Linked DNA regions of Homo sapiens: region 2 is linked to region 1. A link is a loop called in an ENCODE intact Hi-C map of the cell type or tissue named here. Cell type or tissue: Calu3. All regions are shown on one strand. Each heading gives the region's core, and the rest is flanking DNA. Links, peaks and the distances in the headings are about the cores only. Region 1 overlaps PLD5 (phospholipase D family member 5). Region 2 overlaps PLD5 (phospholipase D family member 5).

Evidence for each region. Hi-C counts contacts between places; a loop is a spot of excess contacts. Peaks named below come from ENCODE experiments on the same cell type or tissue, not always from the same donor. Only the 100,000 strongest peaks of a DNase experiment are listed, where the experiment ranks them.
Region 2: it touches region 1 in a loop (1.9-fold over the local background); 1 of 110 quality-filtered maps calls a loop at or near these places.

What each region holds. Positions count from the first base shown.
Region 1 is chr1:242,232,935-242,248,724 of GRCh38, forward strand. The region is part of intron 4 of PLD5 (phospholipase D family member 5); the gene reads right to left. Among named protein-coding and RNA genes, the nearest start is that of MAP1LC3C, 240 kb to the left of the region's middle. In Calu3, for the core only: no CTCF peak of the experiment used is centred there; a DNase peak (open chromatin) is centred at 7,277.
Region 2 is chr1:242,141,361-242,157,150 of GRCh38, forward strand. The region is part of intron 5 of PLD5 (phospholipase D family member 5); the gene reads right to left. Among named protein-coding and RNA genes, the nearest start is that of MAP1LC3C, 150 kb to the left of the region's middle. In Calu3, for the core only: no CTCF peak of the experiment used is centred there; no DNase peak of the experiment used is centred there.

The sequences.
Region 1 (15,790 bases), core at 2,589-10,588:
ACCTGAGGTCAGAAGTTCGAGACCAGCCTGGCCAATATGGCAAAACCCCGTCTCTACAAAAAATAAAAAATTAGCCAGGCGTGGTGGCAGGAGCCTGTAATCCCAGCTACTTGGGAGGCTGAGGCAGAAGAATCGCTTGAACCCGGGAGGCCAAGGTTGCAGTGAGCTGAGATTGTGCCACTGCACTCCAGTCTGGGTGACAGAGCAAGATTCTGACTCAAATGAATGAATGAATGAATGAATGAATGAATGAATGAAATAAAAGGCTTATTCATGTTAATTTGAGCTTGGTCACTGAAAGAAAATTAGGTCATTCTTTGGTCAGGTATCTGTGACAGGTATAAGGGACTGAGTCTCAGGGGAAGGGAATGACTTGCCTGTTGCCCACAGCTACCAAGTAAGGTGAGACCCAGGGTTTTAAGTTCAAATTCAGGATTCTCCTGGCCTCTGGCTCAGAATCACACAACAATCTGAATGACTCTGATGCCCTAGAGAGATGTTCCTCTTACAAGTGGGAACGCTTAAAATAAATCACTATTAGAAGAGACTGATTTCTAATGAGTCCCCTATTCAATATTGTTCCTTAAGAAAGGCTAAAGGAAGAGAGAGAGAGAGGAGTTGGAGGTAGTGAGGGCGGCAGGGAGGGAGGGAGGGCTGGCGGCAGGCATGCAGGCAGAAAAGAAGCAAGCAAGGAAGCAAGCAAGCTAGCTAAGTGGTCCTTCAGAGGTTTGGCTTTGTTCATTATCTCCAGCAAGTAGCATAGTGCTGGCCATGTTTTTGGGTCCAATACACATGAAAAATAAGACTGACTAAGTGAATGAGTGAATGAATCAATGTTTGCAAACAGCCCCCCTCTAGCTGTGTGTGTCCCTCTCTGTCTCCTCCTACACTCTCTGTCTCGGAATAACTGAGTGAAAGAAATCAGTCGTGGCCTCCAACAAAGTCAGACTAAATGTACTGGGGCGGAAAAGGAGCCAGCATTGTGAAGGAAATATGCTAGAAGAACAATCCTTTCTACATGGGAGATGTGGTTAAATTAAACTGTAAAGATGGTTCCATTCCAAGCCAAATTAATAACAAAAGGAAAAATTAGGCAGCAAGACAGGACTAACATGACTTAAACAAAACTCCCAAATGTTAACGCATTTGTTCCTTCCTTTGAGAACCAATAGTTTCAATATTTATTCTTCTTCCAGAAAAAAAAATTACAATGTGTCTTCCATTCCAAATGAGATACAAATTCATTTCTTTACTTCTCAAGTTATCACAGAACTCAAAGGAGGTGAAGGAGGGAGGGTTTCTTTGTAACCCTCTCTGAAGGCTCTGAAGAAAAATCCAGCCAACCGTGCATTGAATGCCTCTAAGACTTCTAAGTTCTCCTTAGCACTGCTCCAGTCTTAAGGAGCCCCACATCTTATGAACTTAATGGCCATCAGATCTCAACACTCTTGCCAAACCCCTGCTGCAGGACAAAGACAGTGGCATTGAACTTTTTTTTCAGAAAAAGAAATGGGTAAGAGTTAAACCATATATGAGACCAGGACAAGGTGAAGAGGCAATGCCAGGTGTCAGCAGGAATCATGGAGCTGGTGGAACAGTAGAGTGAACTCCAGGGACTGGGGAGGCAGACGATGGAGCAGAAAATGGGGACCTAGGGAGAGGGTTTGGGTGGTCCAACTTAACACCTGGAGATGCCACCTGCTGGGAATTTATTGACCCACTTCGGTTTTCTTGCTTCTTGGTGGTACAAGAGTGGCACGTGCTCACCTCCCTGGACGTGTGGGCACCAGACATGCTCTGATCTTTCCTCTGGTTTCTTCCTTTCTCAGTCCCTGATTCTGCCAATAAGCCTAACTGGGGATGGGATGGGAAGGCAGAGTGCAGTAGGAGGGAGGGAGGTGAGAGAAAGGCTCTGAAGAAAAGTCCTGTGGATGGCATCTCTAGTTAGTTCCTGGTGTAGACTTGAGGGCCCTGACATCCGACTTCCTAGTTCGAATGTTGCTTATGCCACTTAGCAGCTAAGTGTCCCTGTACAAACCTGTGCCTTGGTTTTCTTCTCTATAAAATGGGGATGAAATAAGAGAGGAAGTATGTTATAGAGTTTCGTGAGCTCTAAATGAGTTAATAGATTGAAGCACCTGCGTGACAAAAGTGCTCTGAAACGTGGATCTCTGTGCAGTTCCCTTTTGTAACCGCTCATCACAAGAGTCATTTCTTATTTAGCATTTGTCTTCCTTGCTAGGTTATAAGCCTCATGAGGGTAATAACAGGGTTCTGATTTGGCCACATCCAGAGGCATTCAACAGATATCTGCTGAATGAATGAATGAACCACCTTTAGATCACCTTTAGTATTCCCTTCATAAGTCACCAAGAAATAACACAATTCATTTAATAGGCCTGTGGCCATTCAATTAGGTGATAGAACTAGGGATGAATGTTCAACTTTTAAAATTAAATTCTTCCTGATTAACGTCGGTTCACTGTACCCAGCAGAAAGCTCAGTGTATATCCTAAAAAGGTCCCTAAGTCTTCATTCAGTCTGAGAAACTCAGAAATTTCAAATGGGAAATGCTCCTGGGCCATGGAAAGGAAGGGAATGGTAAGAAGAATATGAGAGTATCAGGATTTGGGGGAGAAGGAGGGAAAGCATGTGTCTGTATGTTATAAAGGAGAGTGGAGACACTTTAGAAGAATCAGGTTCTCTAATTAACAAGAGAAGAAGCTTCAGGCAATGATCACATCGCAAGCTGGAGTAGGAACCTGCTGTGCTCCTTGCCGTTCTTGAAGCTGTTGGTGTCCAACTTCCTTTCAAGGAAGGGCTATGCTGGCCCAGAGATCCTCATCACACACCTCACAGAGAGGCATGTTGTTAACAGAAGGCTTTGCCTGGAACATTATTTTAGTGTAGTTCTCGTGTCTTCCAGTGCAGAGAGTGGGGAAAAGTCCTTCAGAAAAAGCCTCCTGCATCCCTGTTAATTCATTTGCCTGGAAGAAAGTATTAAATCAAGCTTCGATTTTCTGTAATCATGACTTTCAGTGGCACATTTCTCAAGCACATGCACAAGTGACTGTGATATTAGGTGCCACGGTCTGAACATGTGATTCGTGAAGGGGGCAGAGCCTTCTTGGATAGGATTAGCACTCTTACAGAAGAGGCCCCAGAGAGACCCCCAATTCCTTCCACCACACAAGGACACAGTGAGAAGATGGCTGTCTATGAACAAGGAAGTGGGTCTTCACCAGACATGGAATCTGCCAGCACCTTGACCCTGGACTTTCCAGCCTCCTGAACTGTGAGATATATATTTCTATTGCTTATAAGCTATCCAGTCTATGGTATTTTGCTATAGCAGCCTGAACAGACTGACAGTGGGTTAAAAGAAATGCTTCCAAGGGCTCCCAATCTAATGCAAGAACTCCCAGAAACTATGACCTATCCTGAAAAACAGACAGAATTTTATGTCTATTTTCACAAGTTTTTCATTTAGCCTAAAGTTTTACATAGCTTTTTTTATATCAAGCTCTGTCTAGTGTCTAGCGAGTCAAGAATATAAGCAATTTCTCCCATCTCCAGAATGAATTACTTTTGCTTTTGAAAAAAATAATAAAAACAACAAAAAAAAACTCACAAGCATCATAATTAGAAGCCAATAAAATTTAAATACTATTAAGAGATTTAAAGGGAGGTTTGCACCATGGGAAATCTTTTATTCTACAACAAAACAGAATTTCTGAATAGAGTTTTCATAAACTGTTTTATCACAAAGATACAATACCCTGGGGGAAAATCACCTGCTTCTAAAAATATGGGTTCACCATTTGTAGGGAGAGGAAGAAAGCCTGGCTAAGCTAACCCATACATGTGTTCCAGTAGCCATTCCTTTTTCAACTTCAGAATTCCTCCATTTCTAAACCTCTCCTTAGAAAAATGTAATCACTGTTTGAACTATCTTCCAGGTTGAAGCCTGCCAAGGAAGAATTGGGCTCACAACTGATTGAAATTAGAACTTGACAGCTTTAATTCCCCAATTAAAAATAAAAAAGAATCCAGGATACTGAAAAATTGTTCTTTTCACACAGACAAGCAATGTGTCAGTGACTGTCTTCCCACCATTAACCATGGAACAGAAAGCATGTGTGATTGTGTTTTATGAGACTGCAGCTCAGGGGAATTCTCTTAAATTTCTTTCTCCCTTTTTTTTTCTTTAAAAATCACCAAAGGAAAAAACAAACAGCTTTGGTAGATAAGTTACCAAATTCCATGATTCTCTATAAATATCAGAGCTGGTATCATGTGTCATTCACTCTGCAGAGATTGTGTAAGATTAACATGAGTTAATATTTTATATGAAAGGAAGATGACCTTATAAAATGAGTTAAGAAAAAAAAAACACTTTGTGCAGTTGGTAGAGGAAAGAATAAGGCTTCAGGTGCCAGTTCTCAACGTCTTGCATCTCAGCTCCAAATCTGTCCTTCAATACCTGCTTTGTGATAAGGGAGGGGTTTCCTTTCAGCTTTTCTCCTGCACAGACAGCATGAGGTAGAGCTTTCTTAGTAGGGGTGCTAGAGGGACAGTGCAGGAGCAAGGGGGCTCTCCTGCTGTTTTCAACTGGTGCATGGTGGGCCACTGGTGTGGGTGTGAAGAGATCTGGTGATGCTCAGTAACAGCCACGTGCCTAAAAGATATAGTCCCTCAGTGCCCTTGCAGCCCTGGCCTGGGCTGGTGGTAACATTCTTATGGCTTTCTCCACATGGATGCCATGTAGGCCAGACCCCCTATTCCCTCTGCTTCCTTGCATGCCTGGCCACCTGCTATGGCTCACCTGTGCCTTACTTGCATCCTAGAGGCAGGATTGCCAGATTTATTAAAACAAAACAAGATTCTCGTTAAATTTGAATTTCAGATAAATAACCATAATTCCTTAACATAAGTATATCCCATAAAACATTTGGGCCACACTTAGACTATAGGCAGACCAGCCAACTTTGGAATCCAGAGGGCTGCAATCACACATTCTCCGATGTGTCTGAACCCTACCTAGCTTTGCATACACCCCTCATCCCTCCTGTAACATAAATACTTTTCTTAACAGTTTTGAACCAGAGATAAGTAATTCTTTATATTACATTTCCCTTAGTTTAAGTTACTATGTGGTTTCTGTCTTCTGATTGGACACAGACTGATATACTTCATATTCAGAAAGAAACAGAGAAGAGGGTGGTGAAGAACTTTGTGAGGTAATTTGCAAGTGAGAAAATACTAGGCATGTCCAGGTATGCTTTTAAAAGCAATTCTGATCAAGACAATGCAGAGTCCTGAAAACAATAAAACACCTAATGCCAGAAGCCATCTGAATTTAGGGTTTCGGGATCTGTGGCATGAAACACCTGCTACCCTCTTCCTGCACTTCATGGATACTCTGCATCCATTGCCCCGTCAGCCCAGCTGCCCTATTGTTGGCTGCAGGAGCATCTTGCAGATAGACTGGGGGCTGATGATGCCCCTTGCTAGCAGGCGGTCTAGCAGTCCTCCTTAGAGAGTGACAAACACACCTATAAGGTGCAATGGAGAGTCATTCAAGACATGCTACTATTGAGCTGAGGAGTTTCCACGGTCTAAGTAAAAGAATGAGAAGCTTTGAAAAAAGAGATGAACTTTGCAGGGAAACTTAATTACTGGAAGTATTTTGTGTGTAAGAAACTAACATCTGAGGAATTCTCTTTGAGAGTTCTCTGGGGGAAATGAAACTTTGTGAAGTCATAGAACGCTTATACTAAAAAAATCAATTTCTGAGACATGAGCAAGTGTAGAAGTTCAATGATATGGCTATTTGAGGTTATGGGGCCATCTGAGTGAGCAGAGCCTTTGGATGACTCTGGGGCCTAGCAGGGACCTCAGGGAGAGTGGTGGGAGCCATAGCAGGCTTTCGTTAAAGCTCACAGAAGGATTGTGAAGGTTCTGCCCTGGTATCCTCTGTCTGGGTACTTAACTCACTGGAAGGCTTGTAGCATATCCCAGTTCAAGTGGGATACCTGGAGCTGCCTCAGGCCAGAGATCTGTTTGCCTAATCTGTTTGGGTTCTATATTATGTCATGAAGTAAAAGGTGATCATTCAAAATTTATAACATTTTGAGGAACAACAATCTCATCTTTCTTTGTACTGTAGTCACTCAGGGGTCTTGCATTTCTCCCGTTGGGTTATAAACTAGAAAATTGGAACTTGTATTTTATTCATTTGAAATCCCCCATTGTCTGGCACATGCTGTAGAATCTCTGTGCTCCTCAGAGAAACAATAGGAGTGGGCACAGTATCACATCTTTGTCCCATAGTCTCTGCATGTGCTCAGGAAGAAACACAGTCCTTGTTGGTGGAATGAATGATTGGAAGCCTATAATTCTAAAAAGAGAAAGCTTATGTTGTATTGACTTGTACTTGGTTCACTTTTTGAGTTACCTTGCATAATTCAATTGTTTTAAAGCCCGTTAACACTAAGTGCTTTATTTTATAACCATCGGAATTATCAAAGACAGCTGAGGAGGTCTTTGAAGATCTTTCCTTTATGTGTGTGGCTGAGGAAATGTATTGTATTTACTTATATGTACTCTGATTAACATGATTACACAAGACCAAATACAAGTGTGTAAAGAAGTCCTTCTTCCTGTCTCTCTTAGAATCTAGATCTACCAACAAGCAGCGGGAGGTGCCTGACTGCACAGCAGGTTCTGATGAAATGGAGGGTTTTTAAAACCAGACAGTCTGCACATCCACCGCTTAACCAACTTGTCCCCTCGGGCAAGTCGTTTAATCTCTCAGAGCCCCACGTAAAAAAGGAAACAATAATAGAACAGTTTTTTTAAAGCTGCTGAGAAAATTAAAAGAGGTAATCATGGGCATCTAATACTCAATAAATATTTGTTATTACTATTATTACTATTTGTGTCAGAGTTGGGGAATTGAAAACTGTACTTGGGCAAATTTGTTTAACGAAGGGCTGCCAAAAGTTAGCTGCATGCAGCTTCTCCTGGTGTTTTGTTCGTGGCTACAGAAAGGGATGCAGAAAAGAAAATTTTTTTCTGAGTGGCCCTTAGATTTTCTACCAGGAACAAACATCTACTTCACTGTTCTTAACTGTCAACCTCTTCAAGACCTCCCGAGTTGGCTGTCAAGACTTTATTTTACACTGCACATGGCAAGTGGCCAGCACTCTTACATCTATAGAAATGTTTCTTCCCTAACTCACAGGTCTTTCCATGGCCTCCACTGGCTTGGCAGCTCCATTTACTCCCCAGACACGCATTACCTTGGAATATCGATCTTCTCTTGGCATAGAGTCAGCCTCCAAATCCCATTGCTTCATCCTGCTCAGTGTCACTACTGTTTGATTTAATTATCCATCTCCACTGCTCTCCCCCAACATTCTTTTCCTTTAATATGGTTAATGATTTATAGTATTTAGTTCCTTCAACAGCTGTGCTTGAAAGACACAGTCTGGGCAGTTAATGACCTGTGAATTATTTAATAGCGAATGTAATGACCTCAGAATTGAATTGATGCTTTATTAGTAATTTTGATGGTCTTCTTTCTAGGTTTGGTGAGGTGGGCCTGAGGGAGTTTTTTTCCCTTTGAAGATACATGGTTCTGCAAAAATTGAAGGTAAATATGTAAGAAACATCAGGGAGTTTTAGGCCAAAGGCAGAGAAAGTGAAAATTTTCAGGCTTAAGGACAGCGGGAAAATGTAGTGCAAAAAAAACAAAAAATATTTTCAAGGTGAGGGTGGAGGCAGCAGGACGTACAGAGCTGGTTGATGGAGACAAGGATGTGGAGAATTCAGGGATGAAAAATAGTCGTATGTGACAAAGGAAGAAAATCAGTTAATATGGCTCTACCCTCTTTCTTCATCCTGTATGTTGACTCTTTCTTCCTGGAGCACCTCATGGACTCTATAAAGTTCTAGCTCAGCTTAATAAAAGAACATGAATCATTCTGGGAAGAGAACTGGGTGGCTGTAAAAGGTGTAACTACAACAAGGTAAATGCTGGGCAGAACAGAAATTTAGATAAACATGATTGGCAGAGATATTATTTTAATAATTAATTTGCGTTGGCCTCATTAAAAAAGGAAATAGCGTTTGAGGAACACTACGTTAGACGAGCCAAGAATCAGAGAGGAGACTCACAAAATGTAAAATTGTACTAAACCGTTCTACAGAAAGGTATGGGTTTTCTTCTGAAGTTGTTGGTCAGACCCACAAGCACTGCCTGTAGTACTGATATGATGTCAGGAAAGCTCCCCATGAAAACATCACCCGCTAGACAAAGATTGTGTAGGGTAGAAAACCCTGAGGTTACATGAGTTTTTATCATATTGAAAAAGCCCTGCTGATTATCTTTTCATGGTCCCAGAAGTTATGAGATCTTAAAAAGCCCCCTAATTTCTATTCAATTCAAATACCTAAAAATTAAGGAGCCCTAGCAAAACCTCTGAACACTATGTTCTTTTCTTATACCAACTGTCATTTCCAACTGACAATCCTTTTCAAATCTCATTAAAGGGAAGCTTATTAGCTAACTTCCTAGACTCGACAGCATGGTTAGTAGTTCTGGGTAGTGCTGAAAAATGACAAATAAGGTGGTATGCCAAAATCTGCCACTGTGTTGACCATGGTAAGCAAACTGTGTGGAATCAAACTTTCTGAGAAAAATAATTCAGAGGCCTGGAAACTTCTACAGGCCACTTGGTTATAAATGTGCGCAGGTTGGTGAGGTACAGGCTTCTCCATCTGCACTGTGGAGAAGCCAGCCCACTAATTTATTCATATGTATATTCCTATAGGCCACAAAATTTACTTATTTCTATTTGCCTCTAGGACCTCTACCAGCATTAAAAATATTGAAGAAGGCTTTGAAGAAGAAAGAACTTGCTTTACTTACTATATATATATATATATATATATATATATATATATATATATACTTACTGTATATATATATACGCTTATATATATATACTACTTATATATATGCTTACTTAAATATATACTATATATACTTACTATATATATATATATATATAGACACACACACACACACACACACACACACACACATATGGTTGATGGAGAGAAGGATGTGGAGAATTGACAAAATGATCATTAAAAAATCCAAATCAGATCAAGTCATTTCCGTCAGTACCTCAACAGCGTCTGGCACATTGTAAGAATGCAATAAACATTTGTTAAAAGAGTGAACGAGTTAGTTGATGAATGAGTAACTTGCGCGAGGTCCTAGAGCTAGAATTGTAATCTGAGTCTGTCTCATTTCATCATGATATACACCTGCGCCTGCAATCCAGGGGCAGTGCCCTGGATTCTCCAGCCTGTCCCCCTATTTTCCAGCCTGTCTTGCTGAGAGCAAACAGCCACGCTTTACCAAATTTCAAAATATGTATCATAAAATGGCTTCACTGTACACATAGTAAAGCCATAAACAGATTTCTTAGGCATTTTTAAATGTAATTTAAAGGTTGCTAAGCAGAAGAGGGTGGATGTTTTTGTCATTTTTCTAAGGTTTTGCTAAAGATCCAATAACATTGGCTAAAATCACACGCATGGGGCACTCTGTCAAGAATTAACACAACAGGTATCTTTCACCACCCATTAATCACGGATCGTAGACACATAATTCCACTTTTCTGTGTCTCAGTTTTCTGATCTGTGAAGTGAAAATAATAGCATCTTCCTTTCTGGGATGCCTGAGGGTTAAATAAGAATATAGGTAAAGCACATAGAATAACACCTATTAGTTGGAACTATCACTAACTATAATCATATTGCACATATACCAAAGATCTGTGGGGTTTTTTGGTGAGTGTTTTAGAAAGTGAAAGAACTTTTGGTAAATCATATTATTATCCTCTAATTTGGAAATGTTATAGCAAGTTGACAGTTGAATGTGTATTCCACCTCCCGGTGATTACAGGCAGGTTTTTATTACTAGAGAGTCTGTGCCTCACCTCTCTCTCCTTAGCCTCTGAAAAACTCATTCCCCATATCTTTCCTTCCAGTAAGGAATCGACATAAATGTGACAAAATGGCTTCTCAGGCAATTTCATCTGAGGAACTAAACAGAGTCCTAAAACAGTAAAAATAAGGAAAGGAGGCATCTGGGGCTGCCAAACAGACAGCTTGCTGTGCCACAAATGGGGGATTGGCACACACTTAACACATATGCCAGGGCCTGCTGTGTCTTACGCGAGCGTAAAGGCTGAGCTGACGAGGGGAGGAGGGGTAGGTTTGAGTGGAAAAAGGCAGTTTAAAGAGAGTCCGGCCAAACTGGTTTCTGAAGAAGAGATCTAGAGTGTGTACAACTCCTTCTTGGAACTCAGAGGTGAATATGACATTCTCAGTTTCTTCTGAAGAACAAATTAAATGAGGAGGGTTATAATTGCAGCTATGGAGACATAGGGTATATCCTGGGAAGAGCTTAGAACTGAACCAGAGGGCAAAGAAAGATCTGTACATAATTCAGGAAGAGATATTTACTACCAGAGGAGACCATTCTCAGCTTAGGAGAGATGGAATCCCATCTTGCCTGGAAACTCAAGCCAGGAAATATTTATTGAGCACTGGTAGTTCTATGTACATGGCAGGAATTCAATTCAGTCAACACAGTGCCTTCTAGTTTAGGGCCCTTTGGAAGGGACAATAGAAGAGGAACAAGGAGTTTGGGAAACTCTTCCTAGGCCAGATCCTGTCCAACTTGGCTCTACTATAGACAGAAGCCTCTCTGCTGCCCATGAAATCAAAAGTGAAAGCTCTCAGGGCTCCTCTCTCTGTGTGAGGCATCTCTAGCTAGCAGAGTGATTTAACACTATTCTGCTGAAAATTCAGTAGAGCTTCTGCTTTTTAATTGGAAACACGGTAATATCAGGTCTTTTCACATTCCATGTACTTTTTAGATTGTAAAACTAATATATAAGTTCCTCAAAAACACGGTAGTTTTGAATAGCAGCTGGTATTCCCATTTCTGGATCAAAATGATTTAGAAGGCATAAGAGCAATTTTTCTCTGTTCCTGAAAGCTCCCAAATTGTCTGGACCTTTTTCAAGTCTCATAACAAATTCAGAATAAATATGCCTTCCATTTAATGACATATATGCACGTATTACCTGATAGAGTGTGTTGGCCTATGGTTGGGCAGGGAATATCTTGGGATACAGAAAATATTCACAAAAGTCATTCTTTGTGATAGCATGGGAAATCAGAGGATTCATTTCATTTGCCTCCACCTAACCTGCAGTTAAATACGATGATGTATTCTTGCAGAGGAGCCTCACCGGCAGGCACATAAGCTGCTCCAAAGTACTCATGATGAGGAAGAGGTGATCCAGGAAGACTTGGTCCCTGTTCATGGGACAAATAGGAGATACACATGGGGACAAAGAGGAGACAACACAAAGTAGTATCTAATTGAGTAATAGATACGTAAGGCCGATTAGATACTGAAAGGAATTTATCCTTGGGAAAACCTCAGTGGGTACTTGAGCTGAGAAAAACAGATTCACATTCACTTGGCCAAGTATTGGCTTTAAATGAGTGGATACAAATACGTCTCCTGCAGAGGCATGGGTTTAGAAACAATGGAGAGGATGGATATGTGTAACCAGGGTGTCATTTCCAACGGCTACTAGGAAGTAAGGTGTTGGAAGAGAGTGTTGCTTCCTTACGGAGAATGCACTGCAAAAAATTCAGCAGAGCTCACCATTGTTCTGAGATTTCAGGGGTCAAGACCTCAACTTCTCATGATGCCTTCATAGGTGGTCAACAACTGTCTGTTGAATGTGTATAAACTTCTGAATCATGAGCAGACTTGGACAAAGCTATCTTTTTCTAAGCAAGACTCAGTAACAACCAATCAGAAAATAAAGTTCTACCTAAGTTTCCAAATTAGAATAAGATGGATGCCAAACTCAGAAACTCAAATAGAACTCAGAGACCTAATTAGCCACTTATGACTTCCGAAATGTTATTGAGTTATTTTACAATCTTAAACTAAATCATTTAAAACTCCACTCAGCTTATGAGTAAGTTTTGTCAATACTGATTATGCTGGGAGCCTCAGGCATGTGCCAAGTACATTACCATGCTGTTGTTTTTCCAGTATTATATAAAACCTTCAAGTTTTTCAGACTTGAACCACTGTAATACTGACTTCTGTGGGTTAGGAAAAGAAAAAAAAGGAGCCTTTTAGAGAAGGTTAATTTAAAAGATAAGCACAATTTACATGTAAGGAAACATCAAACCAGAGTAAAGGTGCTACTCTTTCAATAATGCCTTCCCAAACTGAAGCATGAACAATCTTGACTGAGGCATAATTATAGGAAATTTGCTTAAGGGAACACAGAAGCATAGACTTCATTTTCAAAAGCTGGCATTTGCCTTCTCATCAGCTTTGCTTCGTGCATAATTAGATTCATTCATCAGCCTCTTTGTTCACTGTAACAGCCTCAAATCAAGCGCTTGCCTGTTCAGCACAGCGTGTGGGGATGCAGCGGCGTAGGCTCCTTGGAGAAAGCAGAAGTTTGGCTTCAGGAGGAAGCACAGACCCATTCTCAAGCCTGTCAGAGTGAGTTAGGTCCTATCTCTGCACACCTCCTCCTCAAAACTACATGAAAGATTTAGTATCCATTGGTAGTTTTGAGTCATTCACATTCAACATTCATAAGTTGGCATTTTCAGCTGAGAAGCCCTTTAGGATATAAATGAGGAAATTTCCCTGGGAGAATCGGGGGTGGGAATGGGAATTTGTTCTTTAGGCTGCATATTCCAAGCACAGATTTGCTGAGCAAGAAAGACTGTTCTGGTGTTAGTGGGGCCCAGTACTGTGGCTTCTCACCAGGTAGACCCACCACTGGTTTGCATCTTAAGGCAGCACTTACAAAGTGAACTCACAGCCCCCCTTCTTCCTTCCTTCACAGCATTTCCCTCCTTATACCATACGCCCAAGTTTCTTTGAAAAATGTTTTAAAGTACCTATCACGTGCCAGGTACTATGTTAAATACTTTATTATCTCATTAATCTTCAGAATAACCCTAGGCAGTAGCTACTATTATTAGTCCATTGTAGAAATCAGGAGACTGAAGTTTCAAGAGGTTAAATAACTCACAGAAATGTAATTCCAGTGCTTTGGGAGACTGAGTCAGGAGGATCACTTGGGGCCAGGAGTTCAAGACCAGCCTGGCAACACAGTGAGACCCCCATCTCTACCAAAAAAAATACTTAGCCAAGCATGATGGCATGTGCCTGCAGTCCCAGCTACTCAGGAGGCTAAGGCAGGAGGATCTGTTGAACCCAGGAATTCACGGCTGCAGTGGGCTAGGACTGTATAACTGCACTGCAGCCCGGGCAACAGAGCCAGACCCTGTCTCCAATAAATAAATAAATAACTCACAGAGGTCACACAAGTGACAAAGCCAAGTACATATTCCCACTCCAGAATCTGAGTTTTCAGCCCCCACCCTATACTTGCATAGAAAAGACAACACACACACACACACACACACACACACACACACACACAAAAGCAAAATCAGCTATAATCTCATCACTCAAAGGTAACCCTTATTAACACTTTACAGATGTTTTCACATGTGTAAAACTAGATTATCTTTGAATAAAAATGAAATAACACAATAGCTTCTGTTTTGTAGACTACTGCTTTTCACTTAGCAACATAATCTAAAGATTTTCCCCTTGTTGGTGGTGTTCACAGGAAAAAATCAAACTCGGTAAAGTATTTTACAGAGGTTTATTCTGAGCCAATCTGAGTGACCATAGCCTGGGGAACACAGTCTCAAGACGTCCTGAGAAAGCGTGCTTGCAGTGGTCAGGTTACGCTTTGGTTTTATACATTTTAGGGAGACAGGAATTGTGGTGAAATCACAGATCAATACATGGAAGGCATACATTGGCTCAGTGTGAAAAAGTGAGACCCTTGAAGTGGAAGCTTATGAGTCATAGGTGGGTTTTAGGGATTCTTTTTTTTTTTTTTTTTTTTTTTTTTTGAGACGGAGTTTCGCTCTGTCGCCCAGGCTGGAGTGCAGTGGCGCGATCTCGACTCACTGCAAGCTCCGCCTCCCGGGTTCACGCCATTCTCCTGCCTCAGCCTCCCGTGTAGCTGGGACTACAGGCGCCCGCCACCATGCCCGGCTAATTTTTGTATTTTTAGTAGAGACGGGGTTTCACTGTGTTAGCCAGGATGGTCTCCATCTCCTGACCTCGTGATCCGCCCGCCTCGGCCTCCCAGAGTGCTGGGATTACAGGCGTGAGCCACCGCGCCCGGCCTTAGGGATTCTTTAGTTGGCAATTGGTTGAAAGAGTTAAGCTTTGTGTGAAACCTTGACGTCAGTAGAAAGAAATGCTTAAGAGAAGGGAGTCTGCTGTCATGTGAGGCTGTACCAGAGTCAGGTTGGACAGTAAGTCACATTATACTGGGTCATTACAAAAAACCCATTTAATGAGATTTTATGGTTCACAGGGTGTGACTTAACCCTTGCCTTGCATGGCCTTAGGTCTTGTTTATAATTCTGTATCTTATGGTCACAAAGAGTCTATTTTGTCAGTCTTATGATCTCTATTTTAACCTTAATGCTGGTCACTTGTGCCTAACTTCTAGGAGGACATGAGTTGTGTCTGACCTCCGTTCTCATCACAGCCAATAACTCAGTTTTTCAGGTTTTTTGGGGGTCCCCTTGGCTAAGAGGGGCTCCGTTCAGCAGGCTGGGGGGCTTGGGATTTTACTTCTAGTTTACAGTGGCTATTCTCCTTCAATGTGATTTTTGGATGATTGGTATTCCAACATGTGGATGATCCACTGTTTAATTCTAAAAACCGTGCTGCAGTGTACGTCTTTGTACATAATCTTTGTGAACCTAACTCTGAGCAGCTGCTGTGGCAACCTGAAGGCAATAGGCCTGCAGAATAAAGGACTGGCTGAAGCAGAATCTCTTCCCAACTGAGTCTTGTCTTCACTGAGGCCATGACCATCCAATGGCACAAATCACACCGTGACTCGTAGCACCTCTGGTCTTGCTGCTTTTTATCAAGTTGGTATAACTATGATTAAAGCTTTTGTTGAACTACTGTTATCTTTTGTTCCTCATGGTTATATGGTTATTATGCAGTTATTTTATATTTTGTTATATAGTTACTTTGCACTGAAGAAAGCAAAGTTCTTTTATCTGAGGAAGGCAAGTCCTTTTAAATTATCAGGCTGGGGAAGGCATGAAAACGAGACAGCAATCATGTTGTAACTCCCCACTTTAAGCTATGTATTCATCTCTTGAAACCGCTTACTATTGCCATAAACAGCTGTACATTAACCTAATAATGTCACACTGGACACTATAACCCACATCCTATAGCTTAAAAACATACAGCCAATCATGTGTATATCTATGTAACAAACCTGCATGTTCTGCACATGTATCCCAGAATTTAAAGTATATTTAAAAAAAAAGAAAATGACATTTAAAATACCACACCAAAAAAAAAAAGAATAGCCAATCACTGATCAATGTTATTTCTGCAAACCAAAGAGAATTCCTGACAAACAACTTTGTATCAGCCTAGTCTGTCACCCTTTTTGCCTTTAAAAGCCTGTTTGTAACAAAGGCTGAAGGGAGCTCATATCCAAGGTTAGTTAAGTCTTCTGGGCAGCTGCCCTCACTTTGGCTCAAGTAAACTCTTCAAATTATATTTTGTGCATCAGCCTCTTCCTTTTAGGTT
Region 2 (15,790 bases), core at 3,123-11,122, 91 kb before region 1:
TAAGGGGCATCCAAAATTTGACTCCTTGTCCCTGGTTCTCCACTCCTCCTACTTTTCCACTGAAACTCCTCTATCATTGATCTGATTTCTGACTCCATTGAATACTTTGAAAAGTCCGCGTCTTGTCTTTCTTAATCAGATAGATGGGTGCTTTGGGGACTGGTCTTGACCTCCTCCTCTTCCTCAGGCAGTTTTAATTCCTTCTATTCCCTAAAGAGGATATTTTCAGAATGTGTTTTTACGTCTGTTTTGTGAGTTTGCAAACTTATCCTGTAGTTCTCAGCCTCCACAGGCTCACATGAAGCAAGCAAGCTCTCAGTAGCAACATCTCTCCTTCCTCTGACCTCATTCTGGAAGTGGGGCCTCTGCAGAAATTTTGGAGAAGGGAAGGGGAAAGCTATGACTGAGCAATGCCAAGGCAGGTACAGGAGCAGCCTCCCCTAGAATGAATCAGAATTCTGCTTTTAAGGAGGACTAGATATGTAGTTTACAGAAATCCACCTGCTGCCTCTGACATTTTGTGAGTTCCTCAATAATCTTGCATCTCCACTTCCAGATTTGATCTTTCTTAGGTTCTTTATATTAATATATATAACATCTATTTCACATCCCATTCATTGACAGCTCATCCACTCATATATTCATTCAACAAAGTCACTGAGTGCTCACTGTCCTCAAGTCTGACCAGAAGCCTGGATCACAAGGACAGCAGCATATTCCTTGCCAGCTGGGATCTATGACACAGAGGGGAGAGAGAGGAACAGCAGAAAGGTTTTGGCCTCCTCTTCATGAAGACTTCATCTCCTCAGAGGACAGCTTAAGGCTTTTTCTTTTGTGGGGAGCATAAATGCCACCTGTACTCCAGAACTATCTGCTGTAAAAGGTTTTGAAAAGTAAAATGATATGTGCTGTATAAAAGAGAAAAGCCTTCTATGGTAGGATGGTTAAGAGGTGACTTCTCTGTTTGCCTTTCTAAAAGAAATCCTTCTTAATGGCTTTTTGATGAACCTTCTCAAATAGTCTACATAGATAAGAGCAGACATTTATCTGACTTACATGTGGCCTGTACAAAATATTCCCCTTTGTATATTTCCAAATGGGAGCAACGTACATATTCTACAACTGCCTATTTTTCCACTTAATTTTGTCCTATATCAGCACATATACTTTATATATTCTAAGATGTGTTGCCAATGCTAAGAAAAGGACTGAATGGGAAATCGTTAAATAGGATGGCTGTTTTCTAAGAACCTATAGCTATCCACTTCTTTACACTAATGTTTCCCTAGAAAGGATTTTTAACCTCTGGATCATGCGTGGAGTACAAATGCTGTAAGGTGTAGAGCTGTGTCTTTCTCTCTCTCTCTCTCTCTCTCTCTCTCTCTGTCTCTATCTCTCTGTCTCTCTGTCTGACAGAGTCCCTCTATGTTACCCAGGCAGGAGTGTACCTCTGCCTCCCATGTTCAAGCGATTCTCCTGCCTCAGCCTCTCAAGTAGCTGGAATTGCAGGCACCCACCACCATGTTGGCTGATTTTTAGTAGAGATGGGGTTTCACCATGTTGGCCAGGCTGCTCTTGAACTCCTGACCTCAAGTGATCTGCCTGCCTCGGCCTCCCAAAGTATTGGGATTACAGGCATGAGCCACCGTGCCTGGCCTCTTTTTTTTTTTTCTCTCTCTCTTTTTGAGACAGAGTCTCCCTTGGTTGCCCAGGCTGGAGTACAGTGGTGCCATCTCCGCTCACTGCAACCTCCATCTCCTAGGTTCAAGCGATTCTCCTGCCTCAGCCTCACAAGTAGCTGGAACTACAGGCACCTGCCACGACGCCAGCTATGTTTTTTTCTTTTTTTCTTTTTTCTTTTTTTGTATTTTTAGTAAAGGTGGGATTTCACCATACTGGCCAGGCTGGTCTTGAACTCCTGACCTCAAATGATCCACCTACCTCAGCATCTCAAAGTGCTGGGATTACAGAGATGAGCCACTGCACCCTGCTAGAGCTGTGTGTTTCTAAGGAGAGAGTCCATAGATAGGCTTTTGCCAAGTATTCTGTGATTAAAATAGCTAATAGTTTGATTGGTGAATGACTGGTGAATTAAGTGGATATGAAATCACCTCATGGAAGTGGTAAAATTTCAAACAAATCTTGAAGGATCTTAAAACCGTATTTATAGTTTCAACTGGCAGAGTCAGGAGGACATTCCCAGCAGAAAAACAGCATAAATAAAGGTCGGGAGGTGAGAAATATCAGAAATATAAACCCCGAGGAGGGAAAGTCCTGGTGAGTGGTCAGCTCCAGATGGCAAGGACTAGTACATTAAGGAGTGGGTGATTGTCCTTTATCTTAGGACTCAGAAATGTAGCTGCCTCAGGGACCAGAACAAACATACAATGTAAACACATGACTAGAGGGGGCTGATACTGAACCAGGAAGCATATGCCCCAAATGACGACATTCAAATTTTATATTTTATTTCTTTCCTTTTTTTTTTCCTTTTTTTTTGAGTCAGAGTCTTGATCTGTTGCCCAGGCTGGAATGCAGTGGCACGATCTTGGCTCACTACAACCTCCCCTGCCAGGTTCAAGCGATTCTCATGCCTCAGCCTCTCAAGTAGCGATTCTCATGCCTCAGCCTCTCAAGTAGCTGAGACTACAGGCTCCCGCCACCACGCCTGGCTAATTTTTATATTTTTAGTAGAGATGGAGTTTTGCCGTGTTGACCAGGCTGGTCTTGATTCCTGGCCTTAAGTGATCTGCCCACCTTGGCCTCCCAAAATGTTGGGATTACAGGTATGAGCCACCACACCCAGCCTCAAATTTTATTTTTTTAAAAAATATTATTAAACAAACCAAAATTTCTGCAGGCTGGGAGCCACCACACCCAGCCTCAAATTTTATTTTTTTTTTAAAATATTATTAAACAAACCAAAATTTCTGCAGGCTGGGTTGGCCCTCACACCATAAGTCAGCTTGGGGTATTAAGTGAAATAACATTACTCAATTTCTCTGAAGCTGAATTAGAAAGAAAAGAAACTAGAAGCAGAGTGTGGAAGAGATAATGAAGTCCCAAACCACAGACACACGAGGTAATTGTGGTAGCACCTGGGGAATGAATGGGTATGTGGGGATAGAGAATGAAAACAGGTTAGGTGCGTGGCTCATGCCTGTAATCCCAGCACTTTGGGAGGCTGAGGCGGGAGGATCACTTGAGGTCAGGGGTTTGAGACCAACCTGGCCAACATGGTGAAACCCCATCTCTTCTAAAAATACAAAAATTAGCTGGGTGTGGTGGCACGTGCCTGTGGTCCCAGCTATTCAGGAGGCTGAGGCAGGAGGATCACTTGAACCTGGGAGGCAGAGGTTGAAGTGAGCTGAGATTGCGCCACTGTACTCCAGCCTGGGTGACAGAGTGAAACCCTGTCTCAAAAATAAATAAATAAATAAAGAGAATGGAAAGAGACAAAGCTGACTCCTGGGTTTCTTAAGTGGGTGGCTTGAGTGAACAATGGACATAGAGAATCTGATGCAGCCATGGTGAGTTGTAGTACATTTGGGAACTCTAAACAGTGATATGAATATTAATGATAGTAGAAAGAGTAAACAAGAATTTGGGCTCTTACTGTTTTATAAGTTTTCTATGTATTAACTCACTGAGCCCTCAGAACAACTATGTTAGGTAGATATTAAAACTATTATTAGCCCACAGCTAACACATGGTGCAACTGAGGCCCAGAGCAGTTAACACCAAATGCTTAGTAAAGGATGGTACTAGAATGTGAACACAGAGCAGCTCCAGGATCCACACCCTCAGCCGCTATGCTCTGTATCCCCCTGGGTGGGTTGGTGACTCTGATCTAGGAGTTCAAGGCAGGGATCAGAGATGGTGACATAAACTTGAGAACCATCTCACAGAAATAAAGGCTGTCACTTCAAGAGTAGACAGTTTCCTCAGGAAGAATAGGTAGGCTCTTCAGGATGTTATTAGCACATTTGTCTATTAATATATGTCCCTCATTGAGGACAATGACCTTGTTTGTCTTACTGACTGCTGTATTTCCAGTACCTAGTATGTCGTGGATGTTTGATAAATATATGTTGAATAAGGGAATGAAATCCCAGGGAACACCATTATCTGAGGGAAGAACTCAGTATTTAAGAACCCACAACAAGAGACAAAGAAGAACTAATGAAAAGGATAGGAGATGAATGCAAAGATTCAGTGTCATAGATGATAAGAACTTTTTTTTAATTTTTAAAAATGGAGGACAATTTCAAGAAGACAGCAACATGGCCCATCCAACAGGAAGTCTCATAAAAGGAGCATTGAAAAGTCCACTTTTCTGTCTCGCCCTGTTGCCCAGGTTGGAGTACAGTGGCATGATCTTGTGTCACTGCAACCTCCGCCTCCTGGGTTTAAGTGATTCTCTTGCCTCAGCCTCCTGAGTAGCTGGGATTATAGGCGCACACCAGCACCACACCCAGCTAATTTTTGTATTTTTAGTAGAGACAGGGTTTTGCCACATTGGCCAGGCTGGTCTCGAACTCCTGGCCTCAAGTGATCCACTCGCCTTGGCCTCCCAAAGTGTTGGGATTACAGGCGTGAGCCACCACACCCTGTCATTTGCCAATTTACTTAAAAGTACATAGGAAAGTTTTCTGTGTTTCTAAGAGACTGTTCTTAAAGTTGAGCAGGGGTCAGAGATGGAAAGTGGGGAGTCCCAGAGGAATTCATCAATCAAGCTGATTGATCATGATGTTATCATTATCAGTGTTGCTTACCAAGCTCAAGAGTAAAGGTGAAGCCAAGAAGGGAAAGTGAGTTTTTAAAGACTTCTTATTTGTGTGTTGTTACCCTTTGCTCACAGTTCGCTTTCTTTTCTTCTTCCTGGCATTAAACATTTCTCTTCACTCAGTTTTTAGCAATTCAGTAGACTTCACTTCCTGATTCCAAATGACCTTTTTAATTTGTAAATTAATAAAAAGATAATACAACCAGTAAGTAGCCTATGCCTGAACATTTAGATGAAAAGGTAGTGTGATTTTTCTATTGTTGATACATTATATTAGTACAAATACAGATAATGTAATAGTGAATACATCAAAGTCTATTTACCTAAAAAAACCCTACCTTAATTTTTATAAGAGAGATGGCTTCAATTTCCCCTTCTCAAATAATTTTAGGTTTTTTTCACAGCATGCCATACACTTGAAGAAATTTTTATAGAATGCCACAATTTTATAAGCACTAACAGGAACACTTCAGATGCTTTTTCTAGAGTTATTTTTATGACTCAGAAAAACAAAGATTCTATATATTAAAAAGTTCTTATATTAAAATGACAGCAAGAGCTGTGGAAGAAACATGGAGTAATTTATAAGAGCAGCTCGTCGATATTCACTGAGGTTACTCAAGCTTAGTGCAAGAGAATGCTAAAAACCAGCCACCTTTTGTCCTGTTACTGGTTTCATTTTCTCCATGGGAATCACGGACTCACAGGAAGCCTTTTCTAAAATTCTGTGCTGGGTAATTCAGAACCAACAGAGGCTCTGCATTGCTAAACAGTTCATGTATTCAAAACTAATGTTTAGGTGAGTGACAGTTTTTAAATCCATTACCATTAGAAAACCACAGGTTTTAAGAAAATTTTATTTTCCATTTATATTGAGGTACAATTGACATATAGTAAATTTCACCCTTTTAAGCACACAGTTCTTAGAATTTTGAAATACAGTTATGTAACCACCACCACAATCAAGATACACAACAGTGCCATCGGCCCCTAAAATTCCCCCATGCCTCTTTTGTAACCATCCCCTCTTCAAACCGCAGCCCTTGGCAACCACTAATCTGTTTTTCTTCCTGTAGTTTGGCTTTCTTAAGAATGTCGTATAAACTGAGTCATGGAGTAGGTAGCCCTTGGTATCCTGCTTCTTTCAGCTAGCATAATGCATGTGAGATCCATTCATGCTGTTGTGCAAAACAGTAGTTTGTTTCTTTTTATTGCTGAGTAAGGATTTTATTGTATGGAATGTACCAGTTTGTTTATCCATTCTCCAGTTGAGAAACATTTGGGTAGTTTTTAGTTCCTGGTGATGACAGATAAAGCTGCTGCAAACATTCATGTGCATATTTTCGTGAGGATGTAGTTTTCATTTCACTTGAGTAAATGCAAAGCAGTGAGATTGCTGGGTCATACAGTAAGTATATGTTTAACTTCTTAAGAATTTGCCAAACTTTTCCAGTGTGTCTGCACCATTTCCATTTCCACCAGCAGGTATATGTGAGTTTAAGTTGCTTTGTATACTTGCTGGAACTTGGTATTTTAATTTTTTTATGTTTTGAATATTTTAGTTATTCTAATAGCTGTGCATTGGTGCCACATTGTGGTTTTAATTTGCATTTCTTTAATGACTAATTTTGTTGAAGGTATTTATATACTGACTTGCTGTCTATGTGGGATGTGTCTGTTCACATATTTGGCACAGTTTTATTGGACTGTCTCTTTTCCTATTAAATTTTGAGAGTTTCATTGAGTTGGAGAATCTTACATATTCTGGATACAAACCCTTGACTAGAGATGTGATTTACAAATATTGCTGCTCAACCTTTGGCTTTTATTTTCATTTTCTCAGCAATTTATTCCAACAAACAGTACTTAATTTTGATAAAATTCAATGTATCCATCCTTTCCCTTATAGATCATGTTTTGAAAATTTTAAGCTAAGAAATCTTTGCCTAAGCCATGATCACAAATATTTTTCTCTTTGTTTTCTTCTGGAAATTATATAGTTTTAGTACTTATATTTAAGTCTATGGTCCATTTTGAATCGATTTTTGCATAAAGTATGAATCTAGATCATTTTCTTGCATATGTATATCCAATTGTTCTAGTAACACTTGTTGAAAATTAATCGGCTTTGCACCTTTGTTAAAAATCAATTGGCCATATATGTGTTGGTCTATTTCTGGACTCTATTTGCTTTCATTGGTCCATATGCCTATTCTTTCTATAGTATGACACTGTCTAAACTTAGTATAGTAGGTCAGAAAATCAGGTAGTATGAGTCCTCTGCCTTTCTTCTTCTATTTCAAAATTGTTGTAGCTGTTCTAATTCTTTGCCCTTTCTAAATAAATGTTAGAATCCATTTGTCAATTTTTGTGAAAGTCCTGAGGGGATTTTAGTTGGAATTGCATTGAACCTATTGCTCAGTTTGAGGGTAAGTAACATTATAACAATATAGCATTTTCTAAATGACAAATACAATATAATATCTCCATTTTAAAGTCTTTTTAAAATTCATTTGATGAGTGCTTTGTAGTTCTTTACATACTTTGTAAGATTCATACCTAAATATTTCATAGTTTTGATATTATTGTAAATAATACTGTCTTTTAAATTTCTAATTGCTCATGCTATTGGTTGGGAACATTGATTTTTGTCTATAGAAACACTGTATATAGAAAACATAACATTTCTACATACAGAAACATTAATTTTTGTATACTGATCTTATATCATAAAACTGTTCTAAACATACTTAGTTTTAGTAACTTTTTAATAGATTCTTTGGGAATTTTTACATAATCATGTCATCTGCAAATAGAGAGAGTTTTATTTCATCCTTTCCAAGTCTATGCCTTTTATTTCTTTTTCTTGCCTTACTACACTAGCTATGACTTCCAGTACAATGTGCAATAGGATTAGTGAGAACGTTGTTGCTGACCTTAAGGGGAAAGCATTTAGTCTTTTTCTATTAAATATAATGCTAGCTGTAGGTTTTACGCAGACGCTCTTTATCAGGTCAACAAAGATTCCTTTTAACTCTAGTTTTCTGAGAATACCAGAAATGAATGTTGAATTTTGCCAGAGTCTTTATTTGAACTCAATGTGATAATTTTACGGGTTTGCTTCTTTAGTCTTTTGATACAGTATTTTACACTGATTGTTCAATACTGAACTAGCCTTGCATTCCTGAGATAAACTCTACTTGATCATTTTTTATACATTGTTGCATTTAATTTGCTAGTATGTTATTGAGAACTTCCCATCCATGTTTATGACAGATACTCATCTTTCTTATAATGTGTTTGTCTCATTTTGGTATTTGGGAAATGCTGGCATCATAAGATGAGTTGGAAAGTGTTTTACTTTTTTTTTTTAATATTCTGGAAGAGTTTGTGGAGAATTGTTACTGTTTCTTCCTTAAATATTTAGAATTCATCAGTGAAACCATCTGAACCTGGAGTATTTTTTAATAGGAAGTATTTACTACATATTCAGTTCCTTCAGAAGACTTAAGTTTTATACACATACACACACACACACACACACACACACAGATTTAGTAGTTGATGTCTTTGAAAAAATTTATCTGTTTCATCTAAATCATCAAAGTTATGGCCATAGAGTTATTCATGGTTTCTCCTCTTATTTTTATAATGTCCTTAGGGTCTGTAGTGATGTCCCTTCTTGTATTCCTGATATTTATGATTTGTGTCTTCTCTCCTTTTTCTTTGGTCAGTCTGGCTATATGTTTGTCAACAGTGTTAATTTGTTCAAGAACTAGATTTTTATTTTATTATTGAGACCTTCATCCTAACATAAGCATCTTGTGTTATAAACTTCTTTCAAGGCACTGCTTTAGTTGCAACCAAAATTTTTGATATGCTCTATTTTTATCTTCACTCAAATCAAAATATTCAATTTCCCTAAGATTTCCTCTTCACACAATCAATATATGGGATATTGTCCAGATTTTTTTATTGATTTCTAGTTTTTTATTCATATATTCACAGATTGTATTCATTATAAGTACTTACTTTTTATAATTTCAATTTTTGAAATGTATAACATTTTATGACCAACAATATTGGCTCTCTTGAGATATGTTCCATATGTGCTTAAATATAATATCTGTTGTACTGTTTTGGGATACAGTGTTCTATAAACATTGGTTAGGTCAAGTTGTTGACAGTGTTTTCAAGTTTTCTATATCCTTACTGATTTTCTCTCTACTTGCTATCAATTACTATAAACTGAATGGTGAAGTCTTCAGTTATAATTGTGGGTTTGTTTATTTCTCCTTATACTATTATTTGTTTTTGCTTTATATATTTTAAAGCTCTCTTTTTAGATGCATATACATTTAGGATTATTATGGATTCTTGGAGAAATGACCCTTTTATCATCATGTAATGTTGCTCTTTATTTCTGGTAATAGTCTAGTCACTTTTCTGAAGTCTATTTTGATACTGTTATAGCTATTCCAACTTTCTTTCGACAAGTGGTAGCATAATAAATTTTTAGAATCTTTTCATTTTTAGCCTATTTATATTTAAAGTGGCTTTTTTGTGGACCATGCATAGTTGGGCCTCGCTTTTTTATCCAATCTGTCAATCTTTTTCTTTTATGTATGTTTACACCAATTATGTTTAATGTATTAATGACATGATTAGATTAAAATGTACTATTTTGAGGACTCTCTTCCATTTTTCCTCATCTATTTGTTGTTTCTTTTTAAGGTTTTTCTCCCTTCATTTAGATTTAGTATATTGTTCATTATTCCATTTCTGTCTCTATCCTCAGCTCATTCTTTATGCATTATTTAAAATTTTTAGTGGTTTGAGTTGTTGCCCTAGACTTTACAATATAGATTTTTAATTAATCAGAGTCCCTTCAAATAATACATACCACTTTATATATAATATAAGGACCTCACAACAATATACTTTCAATTCCTCCCTCCCATCCTTGGTATTATTGTCATATTTTACTTTTATGTATTCTAAAACATACAATATATTGTTATGTTTTCCTATAGACATCGGTTATCTTTTATAACAATTAAAATAAAAATATTTACTTTCATTTATTCTGTTTCCAGTGCTCTTCATTTTAACATTCAAGCTTCTTTCTGTGATCATATTCTTTATGCCTAAGGAACTTCCTTTAACATCTTATGTAGTGCAGCTCTGTTGGTAATACAGTTTCTTAATTTTTCTTAGAGAAAATTTTTGTTTTCTCCCTCATAACTTTTTTTCTAATTTTGGAAGAGTTTTTCACCAATTATAAAATTTGGGGTGGACACGGAGTTTTTTCCCCCAGCACTCTAAAGATATCATTTCATTGTTTTCTGGTTTGCAGAGCATCCCAAAAGTAGGCTCCTCTAACTCTTGTCAATATTCCTATATGTAATATATTTTTTCAGTTTTCCTGTTTGTCTTTGGATCTTTGGTTTTCCGCAGTTTGAATATGCCTAGTATTTGTTTCCTTACTTGTTTGCTTTGTGTATTCTAATGCTTGATGGTTTCTGAGCTTCTTGGATCTATGGTTTGCTGTCCATCATTAATTTTTGGAACATTCTAGGCTATTCAGACATTTCTTCTCAGTTACATAAATTACTCAAGTACATAAATTTTAATCCTTTTTACATTGTCTTTCAGCTTTGAATTCTGTTCTTGTATTTTTTTCTTTTTCTTTTCAAATTAAATGTTTTATTTTGAGATAATTTTAGACTCACAGGAAGCTGTAAGAAACAGCACAGAGAGATTCCTTGTACTTTTTACCCAGTTTCTCCCAGTGGTAACAACTTGAAAATCTATAGTATAAAATCCACACCTAGAATATTGACATTCACACATTCAATATGTAGAACTTTTTTTTTTTTCAGTGCTGCAAAGGTACAAAAATTTATTATCATGCAGTTTGTGGTTCAAAAGTTCAAGACTCATCTCCCTGGGATAAAATCAAGGTGTCAGCAGAATGGAACTCATTTCTGGAGGCTCTAGGGGATAATCCGTTTTCTTGCCGTTTCTGGGTTCTAGAGGCTGCTCACCTTCCCTGTCGCATGGCCTCTTCCTCCATCTTCAAAGTCAGCAGTAGTGGGTTCAGTTCTCATGCTGCCATTTCTCTGGTCCTTTTTGTCTAATTCCCTCTCCCAGTTTTAAGAACCCCTGTGGTTCCATTGGACCCATCTGTATAATTAGGATAATGTCCCTATTTTTTTTCTTATTACACTTTAAGTTCTGGGATACATGTACAGAATGTGCAGTATTGTTACATAGGTATACATGTGCCATGGTGGTTTGGTGCACCCATCAACCTGACACCTACATTAGGTATTTCTCCTAATGCTATCCCTCCCCTAGCCCCCTACCCCCTAACAGGCCCCAGTGTGTGATGTTTCCCTCCTTGTGTCCATGTGTTCTCATTGTTCAACTCCAAGTTATGAGTGAGAACATGTGATGTTTGGTTTTCTGTTCTTGTGTTAGTTTGTTGAGAATGATGGTTTCCAGCTTCATCCATGTGCCTGCAAAGGACATGAACTCATCCTTTTTTTGTGGCTGCGTAGTATTCCATGGTGTATATGTGTCACATTTTCTTTAACCAGTCTATCACTGATGGACATTTGGGTTGGTTCCAAGTCTTTGTTATGGTGAATAGTGCCACAATAAACATACGTGTGCATGTGTCTTTATAGTGGAATGATTTATAATCCTTTGGGTATATATCCAGTAATGGGATTGCTGGGTTAAATGGTATTTCTTGTTCTAGATCCTTGAGGAATCGCCACACTGTCTTCCACAATGGTTGAACTAATTTACACTCCCACCAACAGTGTAAAAGTGTTCCTATTTCTCCACATCCTCTCCAGCATCTGTTGTTTCCTGACTTTTTAATGATTACCATTCTAACTGGTGTGAGATGGTATCTCATTGTGGTTTTGATTTGTATTTCTCTAATGACCAGTGATGATGAGCATTTATTCATATGTTTGTTGTCTGCATAGATGTATTCTTTTGAGAAGTGTCTGTTCATATCCTTTGTCTACTTTTTGATGGTTTTTTTTTCTTGTAAATTTGTGGAAATTCTTTGTAGATTCTGGATATTAGCCCTTTGTCAGATGGATAGATTGCAAAAATTTTCTCCCATTCTGTAGGCTGCCTGTTCACTCTGATGATAGTTTCTTTTGCTGTGCAGGAGCTCTTTAGTTTAATTAGATCCCATTTGTCAATTTTGGCTTTTGTTTCCATTGCTTTTGGTGTTTTAGACATGAAGTCTTTGCCCATGCCTATGTCCTGAATGGTATCGCCTAGGTTTTCTTCTAGGGTTTTTATGGTTTTAGGTCTTATGTTTAACTCTTTAATCCATCTGGAGTTAATATTTGTATAAGGTGTAAGGAAGGGGTCCAGTTTCAGTTTTCTACATATATGGCTAGCCAGTTTTCCCAGCACCATTTATTAAATAGGGAATCCTTTCCCCATTGCTTGTTTGTGTCAGGTTTGTCACAGATCAGAGGGTTGTAGATGTGTGGTATTATTTCTGAGGCCTCTGTTCTGTTCCATTGGTCTATATCTCTGTTTTGGTACCAGTACCATGCTGTTTTGGTTACTGTAGCCTTGTAGTATAGTTTGAAGTCAGGTAGCCTGATGCCTCCAGCTTTATTCTTTTTGCTTAGGGTTATCTTGGCTATGTGGGCTCTTTTTTGGTTCCATATGAAGTTTAAAGTAGTTTTTTCCAATTTGGTGAAGAAAGTCAAGATTGATGGGGATAGCATTGAATCTATAAATTACTTTGGGCAGTATGGCCATTTTCATGATATTGATTCTTCCTATCCATGAGCATGGGATGTTTTTCCATTTGTTTGTGTCCTCTCTTATTTCCTTGAGCAGTGGTTTGTAGTTCTCCTTGAAGAGGTCCTTTACATCCCTTGTAAGTTGTATTCCCAGGTATTTAATTCTCTTTGAAGCAATTGTGAATGGGAGTTCACTCATGATTTGGCTGTTTGTCTGTTATTGGTGTATAAGAATTCTTGTGATTTTTGCACATTAATTTTGTATCCTGAGACTTTGCAGAAGTTGCTTATCAGCTTAAGGAGATTTTGGGCTGAGAAGATGGGGTTTTCCAAAGATACAATCATGTCATCTGTAAACAGAGACAATTGGACTTCCTCTCTTCCTATTTGAATACCCTTATTTCTTTTCTTGCCTGATTGCCCTGGCCAGGACTTCCAATACTATGTTGAATAGGAGTGGTGAGTGAGGGCATTCTTGTATTATGCCAGTTTTCAAAGGGAATGCTTCCAGTTTTTGCCCATTCAGAATGATATTGGCTGTGGGTTTGTCATAAATAGCTCTTATTATTTTGAGATACTTTCCGTCAATACCCAGTTTATTAACAGTTTTTTAGCACGAAGGGGTGTTGAATTTTGTCAAAGGCTTTTTCTGCATCTATTGAGATAATCATGTGGTTTCTGTCATTGGTTCTGTTTATGTAATGGATTACATTTATTGATTTGTGTATGTTGAACCAGTCTTGCATCTCAGGGATGAAGCTCACTTGGTCATGGTGGATAAGCTTTTTGATGTGCTGCTGGATTCGGTTTGCCAGTATTCTATTGAGGATTTTCACCTCGATGTTCATCAGTAATATTGGCCTGAAATTTTCATTTTTTTGTTTTGTCTCTGTCAGGTTTTGGTATAAGGATGATACTGGCCTCATAAAATGAGTTACGGAGGATTCCCTCTTTTTCTACTGTTTGGAATAGTTTCAGAAGGAATGGTACCAGCTCCTCTTTTTACCTCTGGTAGAATTCACTTGTGAATCCATCTGGTCCTGGACATTTTTTGGTGGGTAGGCTATTAATTATTGCCTCAATTTCAGAACTTGTTATTGATCTATTCAGGGATTTGGCTTCTTCCTAGTTTAGACTTGGGAGGGTGTATGTGTCCAGCAATTTATCCATTTCTTCTAGATTTTCTACTTTATTATTTGCGTAGAGCTGTTTATAGTATTCTCTGATGGTAACTTATATTTCTTTGAGATCCGTGGTGATATCCCCTGTATAATTTTTTTTGTGTGTCTATTTGATTCTTCTCTTTTCTGCTTTATTAGTCTGGCTAGTAGTTTATCTATTTTGCTGATCTTTTCAAAAAAACCAGATCCTGGATTCATTGATTTATTTGAAGAGTTTTTCGTGTCTCTATCTCCTTCAGTTCTGCTTTGATCATAGTTATTTCTTGTCTTCTGCTAGCTTTTGAATTTGTTTGCTCTTGCTTCTCTAGTTCTTTTAATTGTGATGTTAGGGTGTCAATTTTAGATCTTTCCTGCTTTCTCTTGTGGGCATTTAGTGCTATAAATTTCCCTCTCCACACTGCTTTCAATTTGTCCCAGAGATTCTGGTACATTGTGTCTTTGTTCTCATTGGTTTCCAAGACCATCTTTATTTCTGCCTTCATTTCATTATTTACCCAGTAGTCACTCAGGAGCAGGTTATTCAGTTTCTATGTAATTGTGTGGTTTTGAGTAAGTTTCTTAATCCTGAGTCCTAATTTGATTGCAGTGTTGTCTGAGAGACTGTTTATTAGGATTTCCATTCTTTTGCATTTGCTGAGGAGTGTTTTCATTCCATTTATGTGGTCAATTTTAGAATAAGTGCGATGAGGTGCTGAGAAGCATGTATATTCTGTTGATTTGGGTGGAGAGTTCTGTAGATGTCTAATTAGGTCTGCTTGGTCCAGAGCTGAGTTCAAGTCCTGAATATCCTTGTTAATTTTCTGTCTCATTGATCTGTCTAATTTTGACAGTTGGATGTTAAAGTTTCCCACTATTATTGTGTGGGAGTCTAAGTCTCTTTGTAGGTTTCTAAGAACTTGCTTTATGCATCTGGGTGTTCCTGTATTGGGTGCATATACGTTTAGGACAGTTAGCTCTTCTTGTTGCATTGATCCCTTTACCATTATGTAATGCCCCTCTTTGTCTCTTTTGATCTTTGTTGGTTTAAAGTCTGTTTTATTAGAGATTAGGATTGCAACTCCTGCTCTTTTTTTGCTTTCCATTTACTTGGTAAATATTCCTCCATCCCTTTATTTTGAGCCTATGTGTGTCTTTGTATGTGAGATGGGTCTCCTGAATACAGCAGACTGATAGGTCTTGACTCTTTATCCAATTTGCCAGTCTGTGTCTTTTAATTGGGGCATTTAGCCCATTTACATTTAAAGTTAATATTGTTATGTGTGAATTTGATCCTGTCATTATGATGCTAGCTGGTTAGTTTGCCCATTAGTTGATGCAATGTCTTCATAGTGTCAATGGTCTTTACAATTTGGTATGTTTTTGCAGTGGCTGGTACTGGGTGTTCCTTTCCTTGTTTAGTGCTTCTTGCAGGAGCTCCTGTAAGGCAGGCCTGGTGGTGATAAAATCTCTCAGCATTTGCTTGTCTGTAAAGGATTTTATTTCTCCCTTGCTTATGAAGCTTAGTTTGGCTGGATATGAAATTCTGGGTTGAAAATTATTTTCTTTAAGAATGTAGAATATTAGCCCCTACTCTCTTCTGGCTTGTAGGGTTTCTGCAGAGAGATATGCTGTTAGTCTGATGGGCTTCCCTTTGTGGGTAACCCAACTTTTCTCTCTGGCTGCCCTTAACATTTTTTACTTCACTTCAACCTTGGTTGAATGTGACAATTATGTGTCTTGTGTTTGCTCTGCTTGAGGAGTATCTTTGTGGTGGTCTCTGCATTTCCTGAATTTGAATGTTGGCCTGTCTTGCTAGGCTGGGGAAGTTCTCCTGGATGATAACCTGAAGAGTGTTTTCCAACTTGGTTCCATTCTCCCCGTCACTTTCAGGCACACCAATCAAACGTAGATTTGGTCTTTTCACATAGTTCCATATTTCTTGGAGGCTTTGTTCATTCCCTTTCATTCTTTTTTCTGTAATATTGTCTTCTAGCTTTATTTCATTAAGTTGATCTTCAATCTCTGATATCTTTACTTCCAATTGATCAATTCGGCTA